Linked DNA regions of Mus musculus: region 1 is linked to region 2. The links are chromatin loops, found by intact Hi-C in ENCODE. Cell type or tissue: gastrocnemius. All regions are shown on one strand.

Region 1 (8,000 bases), 110 kb before region 2:
TCAAGACAGGGTTTCTGTGTAGCCTTAGCCATCCTGGAACTCACTCTATGGACCAGGCTGGTCTTGAACTCAGGGATCTGCCTGCCTCTGCCTCTGCCTCTGGAGTGGGATTAAAGGTGTGGGCCTGCCACCGCTGCCACCACTACCTGGCTTGGAAATGGATCATCTTAACTGACCAAAGTCTTGTTGCTCTTCTGGCAGCTCAAACATGTTGGACGCAGCTTGTCAAGTTTTCACTGTTGTTAGTGCATTCGGCTTCAGAATTTACGTTTCATATTTTCTATTTGGTAAACATCACTTTTGCACTCTCCCCACGCTGGCCTGAAACACTGTAGGGGTAACTGAGACAGACAACCTTCTTGCCTCTACTTGCCAAGTTGGGGATTGCAGATATTTGCCACCATGGAACCCAGGGCTTCACATGTTCCAGGAAGGCGCTTTTACCAACAGAGCTACATCCTGGTTCCTGCCTTTGGTGTTTTTAGACATGTGTTTTCTATACTTCAGAATATTTAAATTAACATGCTATAAAGTCTTTGTCTAAAAATTCGATGTCAGGACTTCTTCAGGTACAGTTTCCACTTGTTTTTCTTACATAATTTGTTTTACTTTTTTTTTTTTGGTCTGGAAAACTGGACACTTTGGAGGATACTGTGGTGACTCAGGTCCTACTTACGCAGCCCCTAAGCGGTTTCCTATAGCTGTGGCTTTGGTTTTAGTGAGTCTAAGTGGTTCAGCAGTGTCTCTATCTTTGTGATAATTGTGCACTCGTGTCTGCTCTGGCGGTTTAGTGATCAGCTAATGGTGGGACAGAGACTTCCCTACCTGAGCCAGTAAGTCTCACCACGCGTTCTTGGGACTCAGGGGACACATTGGGGCAATCCTGCAACATGCAGAGGTGACAATGCTGCTTTTGGCTTTGTCTGCTTTTACAGAACCTCAAGGGCAACCTGAGACAAGTGCTTTGGATACTACCAGGCCTTTCTTGAACAAGAATAGGACCCTCTGGACATGCAGAGCTCTGCATTGTGAGTGTCCATCTGACTACTCTCAGGAAAGGGACATCAAAGCTTCCTTCCTCAAACCCTCTGGCTGCCTCATTCCTTTAAAATGCTTAGCCCATGGCTAGTTCCACAGGCCACCCACTAGATCTAGCAGCCACATGGTAATCAATTCTCTGAAGATCTCCCAGCAAATGTAGCATTGGAAAAGCTGTGATCACAGCTGGCAAGCTCACATGATCTGGAAATGAGGACCCGAGAAAGGCCCAGCCATCCTGCCCCACCGTGTGGCCCCTGCACAGCTGCTAGCTCAGTTTTGTGTCCTGCAGTAGAGATGGGAACGGGGCAGGTTATTATAATCAAGGCCCCCCAGTCTGTCGAGGCCCATCAAACACTGCCTGGATTGCTGCACTTTTTAGTAATTGTTGAGTTCTGAAAAAAAGTGGATTCTAACACCCTGGACAATTTTCTCTTTGCTTTTATACAGTATGGAGAATTTTCAAATGTCTTTTACCCACCACTTTACTGGCTCTGACCAAAATATATAATGTCCCCTTTCCCTTAACAAAATGAATTTGTTTGAAACAGTGAAGACTCTACCACCTACGTTTCTGAGCATTCACATAATTCAAGTTCAGTTATTCTAAAGATATCAATTATTCCATAAGCGTATGACCAAACTACACATAATACACATTTTAGACAAAGACTATGCTCCAAGTGAATGTATGTGTACGTACATGTACATACACACACCCCCTTAGGACAGTATGAAGAAAGAAAACCTGATAGTCTTTATACAGATAAAAAGGTAATCCTCTCCCTACAGCAAAGTGACAAACCCAAACCTAGTAACTCTTGTGTATTAATTACATGTAAAAATGATCTCCAACCCACCCTCTGTCCCGCCTTCGCTGTGGCTGCCAGCACTTCGCTGTCTCTGAAGTGCAAAGGAGCATGCAGTCAGTCCCGCATGCTTCAAAGGGCATCTTAGACTGAGAAGCACCGTCTTTTTCTGAGGATGACAGTCGCTGGGCTATGCTCAATGCCTTTCCTACAGACACCTGCATCACTTAGATCACTAGCTCATGTCACTGGGAGGTACTTCCTGGATGGGGACAGTCACACTTGGGTTTAAACATGGAGCTCTTTTCAGGGGTATGTGCTCGTTGAATCCTCTCTGCTTTAAGAAAAGGCAGGATGTTCAGAGTTCCTGGGGAAACACAGCAGAGCTTCACGGGGGCAAACTAGAAGGCAATCACAAAACTCAAATTATGTGCTGGCCCAGGGTTCTATTACAGTTCACAAATATAAAGAGTGCATTATGTCTCAGTATCTAGTCACCGGAGCTTTCATGGTGTCTGTCCATTCCCAATCTGGGTTCATAATTTAAAAATAAATTTTAATTTCCACCGAAGCATTTATCACACCTGAGCTTTCTATAGTCAAAATAAGGTCTGAGTTTTCAACCTGAGAAATTGAACTTTACTAATAACTTTAAAGCTGGTTTGAAAGTCCCCGGAGACTGTGAAATACATGTATATATTTAAACAAAATTGCACGTGGAGCCTGTAAAGTGGTGAAGGATTCTTCTTAGACTGTATTTTAACTCATCATCCTCGATGTGAGACAAACGTGAGATGCTTGTCAGTCAGTCGGTGAGTTGTCTGTGAAAGGCTGTCGTGAGTGTTCATGACCAAAAGTGGTTCAAGAAGAGGACCAGAGAGCAAGCCCAGTTCACCACTCTGCTCTGCCAGTCAGAGTTGAAACTCCTCAACAACTAAAAGTTACTATATAAATGCATAAAACTGTCAACATTTAAATTACACATATGCAATATGTATATCTATTACACATATATACTAGTTGAAAATACAGAATTTTTCACTTGCACAATGTTAATGTAATCAGGACTTTTTTTTGCTATGGTAACAATTATACTGAAAAGCATCAGTGGAGAATCAACTAAAAAGGCCTCTTTGGTTCGATTATACATCATAGAAAGACCTGTCCTCAAAGGCTAGCTTAGCTTTTAACTTAGCATTAATCAACCACACATGGGATGAAGATGAAAACTTACCTAAACAGATTACATTTTCCAAGCAGCCTTATTATATTATTATTATTGTATGAAATATCTGTCTATCTGATCAGAAGAAACAACATATAGGGCTGGAGGTATAGCTCAGCAATAGGGTACTTACTCAGCATGCAGTATCTCCAGGAAAGGGAGGGAGAAGAAGGAAGGGGGAAGAGGGAGAGAAGGACAGAGGGAGGGAGGGAACGAGGGAGAGGGAGGAAAGAAGATACAAAATAAGTCTTGCTTTTTTCCCAAAGCTTTAGACACAACTGGAGTACACAGCATACAGGCAGGATCCCCTCGGTTGATAGCAGCTTTTTATAATAGCAAAAGATTAATGATGATGTCAGGGAGTCCAGCACAAGGTCTCCATGAGGAACAGCACCAGAGAAACCACCTTGTAAGTTCTACTTCTCATCAATTAAGTCCAGATACTGTACCCTAAGGTTGAGAGTGACAGCCTAGAGGTTGTGTGTCCAGGCCCTGCTGTGGTTCAGTACACTGCAGTAACAGGAGGAGAGAAGACACCTGGAGTGTAAACACCTTTATTAAGAATTTAAACAAGTTAGAACAAAAGTATCCCACACCTTCTCTCAATGAGAATTCCTGAGTATCAGGGTGACATTTCATAGCTCCACTTAAGACATAAGATGGTCGAGGGCAAAACACAGATGCAGCCCTGTGTTTCCCTGTCGTTCAATTAAGTCAAGCACGGATGTGAAGTGTCAGGCCACATTTTCCTGCCTTCAGCTTATATACATGTCGGGGTTGTGCTGAAACTTCCATTCTTCCGAAAGGATGAAAGAAGAGATACACTTGATCCAGACGCTCAGCTCCTATTATACTGTAGGCCTTTGAAATATTAAGGCTGAACAGAGCAAGTTGTGAAAGGGACGGGAGGAAGTAGGGACAGTGGCCACACATGGCATGCATGGCCGCTTTCTGCCTCTGCCATTACTTGGAAGAGTCTGCTTTTCAGGCAGCAGGTGGTGTGACTGCAAAGAGATCACACACTTGTCAGTAACTATGTAGGATTTTTGGCACTGTTAGAGCCTAGAATTACAGTCAGGCTGGCTAACAAAATGTCACCAACCAAAGTTTTGGGAAATAGCTTTCCCACCAAGCAAGCCTTCTTGATTCCCCTTTCAGTCTTGTCTTACATAAATCATACCAGTAAACAGAGAACTTTTACCCCCCCCCCAAAGCAGCCCAACGAACACCTGAAAGTAAAACAGATTATGGTGGCATCCTTTCAGAGGAAGAGCCAATCAGCTGTCCCCCCAGAGAGCTCATCTCTCTGGCAAGGGAAAGCTCATGGGATTTTTGCAAAGGTGGGATGTGGACCCGTTCATTCCTTCTGTTTCCCTAGGGAGAAGTCAGAGGAAAATGAAGGCAATTTCATGTACCGGGTAAATACCACTAAGCCCCATCCACAGCAGAGCATCAGATGCCTCAAACTTCCCAATTATAGGAAAATCTTAGCAAAAAAAAAAAAAAAAAAATTCAAAACTTCTTTTTCTATAGTAGTTTAGAACAAAAGTATATTTAATTTGTGTCTACATTTTTGTTTTTAAATCCCTCTCAAAAAATGTCTTCCTAGGTTGCAAAACTTAGAAATAAGACAGGAAGTTTCCAGAGGGCGTGTGCTCTGGAGCCAGCTGTGCCTCTGCAGGAGCCTAGCTGCTCCAGCCCGGGCACCCTGCCCTGCTATGCTGGCTGCTGAGGCCATAGGCGTTGCAGAGACTCTAGAAAGTGACAAGTTTCCAATGGAGAAGCTCCTAAGAATAATCTCCAGGGGAAATCATCCTCTGGGGGAAGGCAGGATCATCACCAAACGTATGTCATCCAACAGTTAATTTGGTTCTATTATCAAATTAAGAGTTCTTCAGGGAACTGCAGCTCGCTTTAAATTAGATGTGGGGAAGCTCATTTGACTAAGTTTATATATGAGACACACTCACATACAAAGAAAAACACAGAAGACAACACGTCCTTCATTTGGGGGAGGATGTATTCCGACTTGAGGGAAAAGCGAAGGCCTTTTAGTTGTGAAGCCCAATCAGGACATTCCCAGAGTTCAGCACGGCCCTCCTCAGGACAGGGCAGGCAGGATGGAAGGGTCTGTCCTGCCTGGCTGGACTCTCCTGGCCTGGCCGCACACACTGGCGATGGAAGGCAGTCGCAGTGGCTGAGCTGGCAGTGCTCCTAAGGCTCTCGAGTGTTTATCAACACAGCAGGTTAAAAGTCCGCAGACACTGGGTGGAGCAGCAGTAAGCCACGAAGCCAATACTTGTCCTCCTGGGGGTGGGGAGAGACAGAGGGAGAGAGGAACACTGTTAGCTCAGGAGTGCAGCGTCTGGTTCTTCCCCACTGGAGACACTTCATTCTTTGTTAGAACAAGTGACTAGGCATGAATAGCAGATTGCATTGTAGAAATGTAAGGTGCCGTTTTCAATCTAAGCCCAGGCTGCAGGTAAGGCGTGTGTGTGCATGTGTGCCCCTTCTGTTAGAGGGTTTGGATGACAACCATACCTGTTAACAGCTAAGCTTTTTCATCTTCTAAAGGGCAATCAAAGAACATGAAATACATTATAAAAGTCTCAGCTAAGTATATTTTTTCACATCTATATTTCCATTACCTGGAGGCTGAGGCAGGAGGATTGCTATGGGTTCCAGGGCAGCCTGAGGTACAGAGTCAGACCCTGTCTCAAAACGAAAACAACAACAACAACAACATAAAAAGAAAAAGCACCACCAATTTAGCTATAAAACACACAGGCTGCAGAGCGTGAGTCCTCCCTACCATCTGAAGGAATCCATCCTCACGCATTCGCACAGAGCGCTCACAGAATAATTTCAGAAGGCTTATGTGACTCCAAGGTCTTACATAATGGAGATGCTCTTCTCCTGCTTGGGCACCTTTGCCTGGTGAGTCACGAGTTCCCTGGGGATCCTCATGTGCTTTGGACAGCACAGGCTCGTAGAGGCTCCTCTTCCCACCCAGAGAGCCGACGTCTGGTGTGGGGAGAGTGCTTTGCTGTTTTCCCAGGACGGCCTGTGCTGACTGCTCAGCACTGAATCCTAACTCTGCCTTTCTCCCTTGAAGCTGCACTGCTCATCATGTGCACTCAAAATGTCAGATGGAGTGACAGAGAGTGGCAAGGCTCTGGGAGAGCGAGCAGTTGGAACACTCAAAAGCCACAGCATCATGGAAGTCTGTGGGGTGAGAGAGCCAGTTCTGACTGAACAGAATTAAAGACCAACCAAACTAACTAACCAAAACTCAGATATGCTTAATGTCTTCCAGCCCCAGTTCAAGACACAGTGAGAGAATTTCTATGGTGACCCTTAAAAAATAATTTTCTCATGAGCTAAAAGATATGGCTGAAGCCCACATTCAGAGGATAGCAAATCAGATACCAGACTAAAGGTATCTTGTTTTTCATATGTAAGTGTGTGTAGTGTGGGTGCCTGTTTGAATGTGCATGTGTATGCATAAATGTGGGGACCAGATGCAGATACAGTGCATCTTCCTTGATCTTCCCGCCTTGTATACTGAGGCAGGGGTTCCTCGGTTGAACCTAGAGCTCTCAGTTCAACTAGACTGGCTGCTTGGCTCACTTTTCCTGGGGACTGGAATTACAGACAAGGTGGTCTGCCAACACCACTTTATGTAGGTGCTGTGGATCCCAACTGAAGCTGGCCCACCTGTGCATCAATTACTGCTTAGCGCTGGGAAAGGGCTATGTGAAGGTCTTTAGGTAAGGCAAAGATCTGGGTTGATGAGGACAGGAACTTAAGGCTTTGAACAGAACTAATCTAAGAATCTTGAGCCTTTAGAAATTTCATCATATTGGAAACCAATCTATCTCCTAAGAACATTAATGTTCTCTTACATAAAAAAGGTTTCAATGGCCTCCCGTAGGGTGGCTGCTGGAGAAGGAAGTGCCTAGCCTCTCTATTGAGGCAGGACCCATCGTCACCAATACTCAAGGCCTGTAGTACCACAGAGAGACATAAGGGACAGTATGAACATTTTTCAATACATAAACTTGTCAGCCTAGAAGATCATTATCTTGAAGAACACAAATGGCCAGAATTCACCTCTGCTAACCCATGGAACCTGTGACCACTGAAGAGGTTGGATTTGTCATTTAAAAGATATTCCATTACCAGATGGGTTTCTTAGACCCTAACAGTTAAATCCTAACAAGTAAAGACCAATAAGGCTTTAATACAATTTCCTTTACAGAAAGGAAGAGTTTCCAACTCATGAGGACAATATTTGCTTGACTCCCAAATCAAACAGAAACCAAACAAACAAAACCTGAGCCCCAGAACATTATAGACTAACATCTCTCATGAGAATAGACTAAAAGTTACTCAACAAGTAACATCAAAAGGGATTAAAACAACAAACAAACAGACTATACACAGAGATCAAGGGAGAGCCACTCTGGGCATGTAAGGGGCTGAATAGTTGAATCTATCAATGCGTCAACAAGCTAACTAAGGAGAATCATGTGATCTTAATAACACTTATACAAAGCATTTAAGCTGGGAGTAGTGCTTCATGCTGGGAAGACGAGAGCTGAGAGGATACAACAGGACAACGGTCATGAATTAATGGCTAGCTTGGATTACATAGTGAGTTCTAGTCCAACCATGATTACAGAATAAGACCTGTACCTCTAAAGAAAGAAAGGACTGGAGAGATGGCTCAGAGGTTAAGAACACTGTCGCTCTTGCAGAGGACCTGGTTTCAGTTCTCAGCACCTACATGGTGGTTCACAACTATCTGTAATCCCAGTCTAGAGGACCCAACAGGCATGTATGTGTGCATATACATATATGCAGGCAGTAATATACAAAATAAAATAAAGAGAGAAAGAGGACGGCAGGGGAGAGAGGAAGGAAGG
Region 2 (8,000 bases):
CAACCTACTGGATGCTTAATGTTCACTTTTCTTTTACTCTAACACGTCTGACCTAGTACCTGAGAAGGTTATCACAGTACAGTGTAATAATCCAGAAAATGAGGCAGATCAACTTTCACAATCCGCCACGCACACCCCACCCTGTCTCTTCCAAACTTCCTAGGAAAGCATTGCTCCTGCTTCCATCAGCCACCCACAACTGGAGCAGGGGAATGCCGAGAGGAGGCAGACACAGAAGCAGACAACAGCAGGACTCCGCAATCCAACAGAGGAAGAACAAGTTTTAGAACCACTCTTCTAAGTCATGGTAAGTTTCAGACACTGATATAGCACTGAGCCTCACAGCAATTTGGACATGCAGAGTCCAACTGTGTACACTCTTCAGAGCAGTTCTCGAGAGCTCGGGCTACCCTTATGGCCTTTTATATGTGTCCTGTGCTAATTTATATCCTGAATACTTTTTCTCAATTAGTGGCTATGACATTGTTTTCAAAGGTATTTCAAGGACACACGTGCGTGCACACACACACACACACACACACACACACACACACACACATGCATGCACGCACATGGCAGCCCATATGCATACACATACCAGACAGACAAACCACCACAGTAAAATGGGAAGCCTTTTGAGGGAATATAGCATAAAAATCAGCTACAGAACAGGATGGAGTCTCTATGTAGGAGGGGCTACCAACACATATCAGCCAGTGTCTACAGATGAAGAGCAACAACAGGAGAGACTCCCCCATTTCTTTGCTTCATACTATATCTCAAAACACAGCCCATCATCAGGGAGATGTTTAGACTTGTTCCCAATACAATCCAATATTTGAAATGACCTCCCAATGAGATGTATGCACGTGGGGCAAGGAAGTAGGAGGCCTGTCCAGAGCTACACAGAGTGCCTAGGAAGACGACCAACTACTCTTGGCCAGACGTGGTGGCACAGACCTGTCTTCTCAGTACTCGGGAGGCAGAGACAGGTAGAGCTGTGGGAGTTCCAGGACACCCAGGGCTACACAGTGAGTGAGACCCTATCTCAAAACAGAACAAAACAAAACAACCTACTCATGGCTCACCTAAAAGCTCCTATTCAAGACACCCAGTTGCTGCAGAATAAAATATCACTCAAAACAGGGACAGCCAAGTGCATAGGACAGAAACAAAGCTGGGAAACTAAAAAAAAAAAGAAAAAAAAGAAAAAGAAAAAAAAAAAGCATGCCTGAATTCCTGCGGAACAGAAGTGTAGATAAAACAAGTTATATGAAAGCAGTCAGGAAATAAATACCTTCAGTGGTTAGTAAGAGGCAGTCGAATGATGTTAGAAAAACACCATTAACTTCTGGGAATGCACCGGACGGAAATGACCACATTCCACCACAAAATGTGATACACAGCAAAGAACAAAGAGCAGAACAACCATATGGAGCAGAAGTGCTGTGTCTTTATATGTATATAAGCAGGGTTTGCAAGCATTTGATTCATGCATTTCATTCTTTTGTTTGAATTTTGAGGCAGGGTCTCTTGTATCTTAGGCTGGCCTTGAACCCACCAAGGAGCTGAGGCCAACCTTGAACTTCTGATCTTCCTGTATTACCTTATCTGGTTTATACAGTGCTGGAGGCTAAATCCAGGGCTTCATACATGCTCGGCAAGCACTCTACCAACTGAACTACATTTCCAGCACCCTATTACACATGTGTTAGCATCAAACACGAAAACTATCCCTGTTGCGACATTTTCTGGGCAATCTTCAAAAAGAGCATCTAACTCGCTGGATGTTTAAACAGAGAACTTGGAAGTTGGAATGATCAAACCCTGCAAAATAATGTTCTTCACTGACCTGAAAGTTCCTGCATTGAATATAGTTGGTAGCAGTATGAGGTTAAATATTATTTAAGTTTTTAATTAATACTATTTTTACAAAAAGACACCTTAAGCGTCCAAATTTACTCACATTCTTTGATGTGAAATTCAGAGCCAACAGCTCTTCACACAATCACCTTGCCCAGCAGTGAGAAGAGTGATGAGCGGACACTCATCAAAACCCCAGCAGTGGCCCCAAAACACACACACACTATCCTCTCACATTTACACCGGGTTCTCAGAACGCTTGGTCAGGTTTCACCTACAGTCCTTCGTTCCATCCTTAAACAGATACTTGTAAATACATCTAACACCAGCTGCTGGTGTGCACGGTACTGAAAACAGATTCCGGACACACAGAAACTATACAGTCAGGGTTACCTGGAGGTAGGAACTGTAGCTGGTTATTAGCTAATCGAAGATGACGCAACGCTCTCAGACCACCGATTTCTGGGCAAACGATCTCTAAGGCATTGTCACTGAGATCCAGACACTGGAGTTTCACGAGGGACCCGATGGCTTCAGGGAGAAAAGGAAGGGAGAAGCAGAATGAGTGTGACTCAGTGTTCCTAGGCGAACGCTTCGCTCTTGACTCTGTCTTTCACTCACAGGACTTGAAAATGAAGTTATTAAAGTGGAAAGCATCTCTTGAGATAAAATTAACTTAAGAACAAGTAAAAACATTAACACAATGGGGGAATGTGCGACTAAATAAAGAATTTGAAGATGAACCCAGCTGGGGTGGTCCTGGGAGGCTGAAGCAGGAGAGTAGTTTGAAGCCAGCAGGGAGACACAGGAGCCCACCTCAGATGGCATCACTAAGAGCAGGGTCTGGGAAGTGGCTCAGCTGCTTAAGTGCTTGTCTTGCCAGCAAGGAAACCTGAGCCCAGACCCTAAAACCCTACATTTAAAAAGCTCTGCAGCACATGCCTGTAACCAGAGCTGGGGACGCAGCAGCACATGCCTGCAACCAGAGCTGGGGGCGCAGAGAGGGTCTAGGTTGACCCTGCTTGGTGAGTACCAGACCAGGGGAGATTTCCCTCAAAAAAAAGACATCTGAGGAACAAGTTACAAAGTGGTCCTCTGCTACCCTCTTCCCACACACTCCCTCCCCACAACACCCCCCCATAAGAATTTTAAAGAATCTATTATTTTATATGTAACTAAATTCTTAGTTAATTGCACCAAGTACTTAGTTTACTATTTCCCAACAGCAGTTTGTCTAGTAATTTTCCTGGCCATTTATTGTCTTATTAGATGTCTCCATTTAATCTGTCTTAGCTGGACTTACATTTTAAAGCAAATAAATTGAAAGTCCTTTAAATTAAAATTCCCTAACTTACCAACCAAAATAGGTTTAAGGAGCTAGAGATAGAAAGACAGGGTCCGGGGCTCATCAAATTTTTATAAAGCAAAATATAAATGACACTGTTTTCAAACTAAGAATTATAAGTATGCTTACCTTCTGGAACCACAACTATGTTATTTGAGTGAAGGTACCTGTGACAAAAGGAGGGGAAAGTTGCTGTCATTATTCAGTATTTTGTCAGATAACCAGCTAATACAAGCTCTGTTTGAAAACTTATCAAATATAAGCAAAACTTCCAAAACACACAGACATAACAACAGCTAATGCTTTGAGAGTAATATGCTAAATAACAAATATTAAATATATCTTCTGATTTAGTCATTTTAAAATCATTAATATAAAAAAATCATAAGGTATTTAACCTCATTAAAAAATTTCTAGTTCCATAGGCTGGAGAGACGGCTCAGAGGTTACTCCAGATTCCCGTTCAATTCTCAGCAACACCATGTGATATTTTATAACCACCTTCAGTTAGATGTAAGGCCCTCTTTTGGTGTGCAAGCATACATGTAGGCAGAACACACTATATATAGTAAATAAATAAATCTTTTTTAAAATTACTAGTACATCTAGTTCATTAAATTATTTAGGTTTTCAGAAATATATTTACTGTGTAAAGAAAAATCAATACCTATTGTGTAAAAGGAAAGATCAGTTTTAGTTTCTAAACAGTAAAAGTGGACTGAAGACAATTCTAACTGGCTCAGCTAGCCATTAAGAGAGAGCACTTGTTCTTACAGGGTCCCAGCACCCACTTGGTGCCTCCTAACCGTCTATAATTCCAATTCCAGAAAACAAGCACCCTTTTCTTCACTACACAGGCCCTAGGTGTGCATATGGCACGTACATACTTGCAGGGAAAATACCCAAACAAAATAATCTTTAAAACAAAACAAACAGAAAACTCTTAAAGATGTCTCTAGTTGGCATGCTTACTGTAACCCAAGAATAGAGATTAGATGTTCACTAACGTCTCCGCAGAAATACTCAGATGCCAAGACACAGAAATCTGACTTCTCAGCAGCAGAAGTCTTCTTTAAAAAGACCTACAAGTCCAGGCTTGTCTAAGTCATCAACACTTTCCCACTGAAGCATCTTTGGCACACTCTGGTGGGGACTCCAGGTACCATCTGAAACTATATATATTCAGAGCTACATGCCATGACTGCCAGAGATCGTACAGTAAAAATAAAATCAGTAATAAAACTGATTTTCTTGTGAGGTAGGACAACTCGATTTTAGAACACTTGATTTCAAACCAGCCAATTTATTGTAGGTAAAAAAATAAATCCCCAAAGTATTTTAAAATATAACTTAGAAATTTTCTTTCATGTTTTGACTATCTTTAGTGAGTGCTAAAATGTCAGTAAGAACAGAATTATAAAAGCAGAAAAATTGTGAAGGCTTTTTTTATGCCGAATTAAACCAGTGCTGTACAGAATGTTAACCTGTGGGTTCTGAAATCAGCTAAGACCAGACACACTCAGATGTGAGATTTTTTTCTTCCAGGAAATACCTAAGGGCTTTTCACTAATGACTCTAAGGTTTGAAACCAGCTTTTCAAAAGATACTATGAAGAGAAGCGACCAGGCTGTCTGACAAGATCACATCCTCAGGAGAAGACAAGGAAAGCTGAGGAGAAACAAGCACCCCTGCCATGCCACTTGGCCACCAAGCATTCCCTCTCCTTCCTTCCATGTTCCATCACCACTGGCTGACAGAGGAGAGACCTGAGCCTAGAGTGTCTGCTCTTCTTGACAGTCAATCAAGCAACAAAGCCTTTTCTTTTGGCAAAAGCTGCAGTCATAGGACTGGCTTCTGTGTTTGCCAGGAAGTAAGCCTTCACTTGATAACTATGTGACACAATTTAACCAAGTGTGCACTCTAAAACTCATTCTTCACTCTGTGTATATGAATTGATTACACATTTTGAACTCAATACTTTGGAAACATTCTTTTTTTTTGGTTTTTCGAGACAGGGTTTCTCTGTATAGCCCTGGCTGTCCTGGAACTCACTTTGTAGACCAGGCTGGCCTCGAGCTCAGAAATCCGCCTGCCTCTGCCTCCCGAGTGCTGGGATTAAAGGCGTATGCCACCATGCCCAGCTCCTTTGGAAACATTCTTGTTCAAGGTCATTTGTGCCAAAAAACTGTAAATCAATGTGCAGGTACACTCACTACAGTATGTAAATATGAACAGATGCCATCACATAAAAATCACAAAAAAAAAAGAGTACCCATTATTATGACTGAAACTTAACAACACATTTTAATACACTAATGTGTCTATATTAAAATAAAGATGCTATATACCACTAGAGTGTTCCTGATCCTAACTACACATTGGAACTATCAGGGTCTCCAAAAGATCACTCATTTGTGCACTAAGTACAATGCAATCCCAATTCCACAAATCATTTTAGGAGACAACAAACTGAGAGTCCACGTGGAACAGGCAGCAAGCCCTTTCTTAGTAACTGGGTGACAGGTCCCCCAGAGCACCCCACTGCCTTTATTGAACCTTCATAGTCACATACAGTCACAAAAGAGCATGATGGCCCGTGTCTGGGGGACTAGAGGACGGATGTATGGAGCTAGTTTTCATATTTTGCTGAAATACGGCCAGAAATCAAATTCATACTAGTACACATACCACTTAAGGGTACAGTCACTTTGGCAAATGACTTGGTCTTTTTGTGTTATTTTATAATCAACTGAAACAAAGTGTTATTCACTATGTTAACATCAATGTTTTAGTGTTGACAAATGTCCCATGGAACTCATGTTAACCCAGGGGAAACGGGGTGAGGGGTATACCAGAACAGCCTGTGCTATCTTTACAACTTCCCTGTAACCATGAAACATACACTACAGTAAAAAGCTCTCTTCTTAATTGAAGGAACAGGACTTCCACTTCTAGACATAATGAGTAACAGGGACCAGACTGACCTGCCTGCTATAAACAAGGGAAAGCCAGATGGGATCTATGAAACAACTATTTTCAGACAGTGACAACAGGTGACAAAGACTATATTTCCAAAAAAAAAAAAAAAAAGAACTAGCAAGGCAAGTAGGGAGATTCTGAACTATGGAATAGGAAGAGAATTCCTAGGTTATGGGGCCTCTATCAGGACTGAAGCAGTTAGCAGCCAAGGGGAATGGCTTCAGGAAACAATGGAACTACTCCCCGACTCCCCACCCCCGAAAAACAGCTCCAGTAACTTAAAAGATCCCATAACCCTTTGCTGAATTCAATAAAACGCACATGCATAAGAGAAACAGGGCAAAACAAAACAAACAAACAACAACCAGGCAAACAACCAAAACAGGAGAAAAGCTATCAGCTGAACAGCACACAAAGCTCTCTGGACCAAGAGGCATACATTCCAGTGCACTGCCAAGCCCTGCCCTTACCCAGGCCAACCAGAGAAAGCCTAGAGAGGCCTTTGCAAGAGAGCTAACCTATCCTTAGATCTGAGATTGCTCCTAGTCTAAGCAAACCATATAAGAACCAAACACAAATGCCAGCAAACACAGCAAAAACAAAAAAGAAAAGAAAATACATTACTATGTAAGATTTATAAAACTCACCATCCAAGTGATGAAAACAACCCCAAACTGGAAGAAAAAAAATCAATACAAATAAACCCACTAAGCAAGTGATTAGCAAATAAGGACATTTAAATAATTATAGTGACCACAGTCAGGAAGCTAGATGAAAATTATGAACATTGTAAGAACTATAAAATTTAAAGAAAATGAAATGTCTATAGATCAAAGATACCTATATATAAAATGAGAATATATAATATATAAAATCACTGGATGAAATTAACATAGTAACTTACCTCAAGGGCAGAAAAATAGTTTATCAAAACTGAAGCACAACACGAAAGACACTGAAAAAGAGCTGTCCTGCCCATTATGGGATGCACCTGACAGTCTGATGAGCAGGCAAGAGTCTCACAGGTCAGGGCCAAAGACCAAGCAGAGGGATAAAAACATGTGCTGCACCAATGTCTGGAGTTACCCAAAGAAGAAAATAAACCCCAGAAGCTCAGAACACACAAAGAAAACAAGAGCATGGAGTTCTAGTTCCTACAAAGTGGAGTGAAAAGATGGAGGCTCCTGGGGCTGAGCAGAGCTCCACAGAAGGCAGAGTTACTTACTCAGCACCACCACCACAAAAATAAATTAATTTCGTTTTAAAAGGAAACTCCTCAGACTAGATCAAGAGAACAAAAAAGTCCATCTTACATACAAAAAATTAAATAGAAAAGCAAGAGACGTGTCCTGATGAACTGCAAGCTAGAGGGAATGAACGCCTCCAAATGCCAAAAGACAGACATATTAACAACCAAGATCCCTAATCCTGGGACTACAACAACAAAAGCGTGACTTCAGGGAAGGACAAGAAAACCACCGAGTCTCAGGCGTCTCCACTTGAGATCAAAGCATCAGACAGAAGAGCACAGCTGATGCACTAGAGTGCTTCTAAGCAGACAACGTTACTATGCAACAGAACAAAGGATGAAGAGATGAGCTGTGTCCTAGACAGTATGAGTAACACCAGGAAGAAGACTGTTTATAGACTACATCGGGAACCATTAAAACCTACACATAAGAACTGACGCAAGACACACATGACAGACAGGTGCATGAAGAGGTTCAGCATCACCAGCCATTAGACACACACAAGGGAAGCCCCACCGATAGAGGCCATGGTCACATCAGAATGGCCGTGATGAGAAACAGCG

Evidence for each region. A loop is a pair of places that touch in the nucleus more often than their neighbours do. Peaks named below come from ENCODE experiments on the same cell type or tissue, not always from the same donor. Only the 100,000 strongest peaks of a DNase experiment are listed, where the experiment ranks them.
Region 1: it touches region 2 in a loop (2.7-fold over the local background); 3 of 42 quality-filtered maps call a loop at or near these places.

Annotation. Positions count from the first base shown.
Region 1 is chr7:67,509,800-67,517,799 of GRCm38, forward strand. It overlaps Lrrc28 (leucine rich repeat containing 28), which reads right to left. Exons shown (of 10, transcript NM_175124.5): 10 at 3,611-5,379. The coding sequence ends at 5,307. Among named protein-coding and RNA genes, the nearest start is that of Gm34079, 7.0 kb to the right of the region's middle. In gastrocnemius, no CTCF peak of the experiment used is centred here; DNase peaks (open chromatin) are centred at 4,022, 4,791 and 5,282; H3K27ac peaks cover 1,559 bases.
Region 2 is chr7:67,615,737-67,623,736 of GRCm38, forward strand. Lrrc28 (leucine rich repeat containing 28) reads right to left here. Exons shown (of 10, transcript NM_175124.5): 4 at 3,338-3,375; 5 at 2,257-2,394. Among named protein-coding and RNA genes, the nearest start is that of Lrrc28, 25 kb to the right of the region's middle. In gastrocnemius, a CTCF peak has its summit at 4,351; a DNase peak (open chromatin) is centred at 4,338; H3K27ac peaks cover 2,886 bases.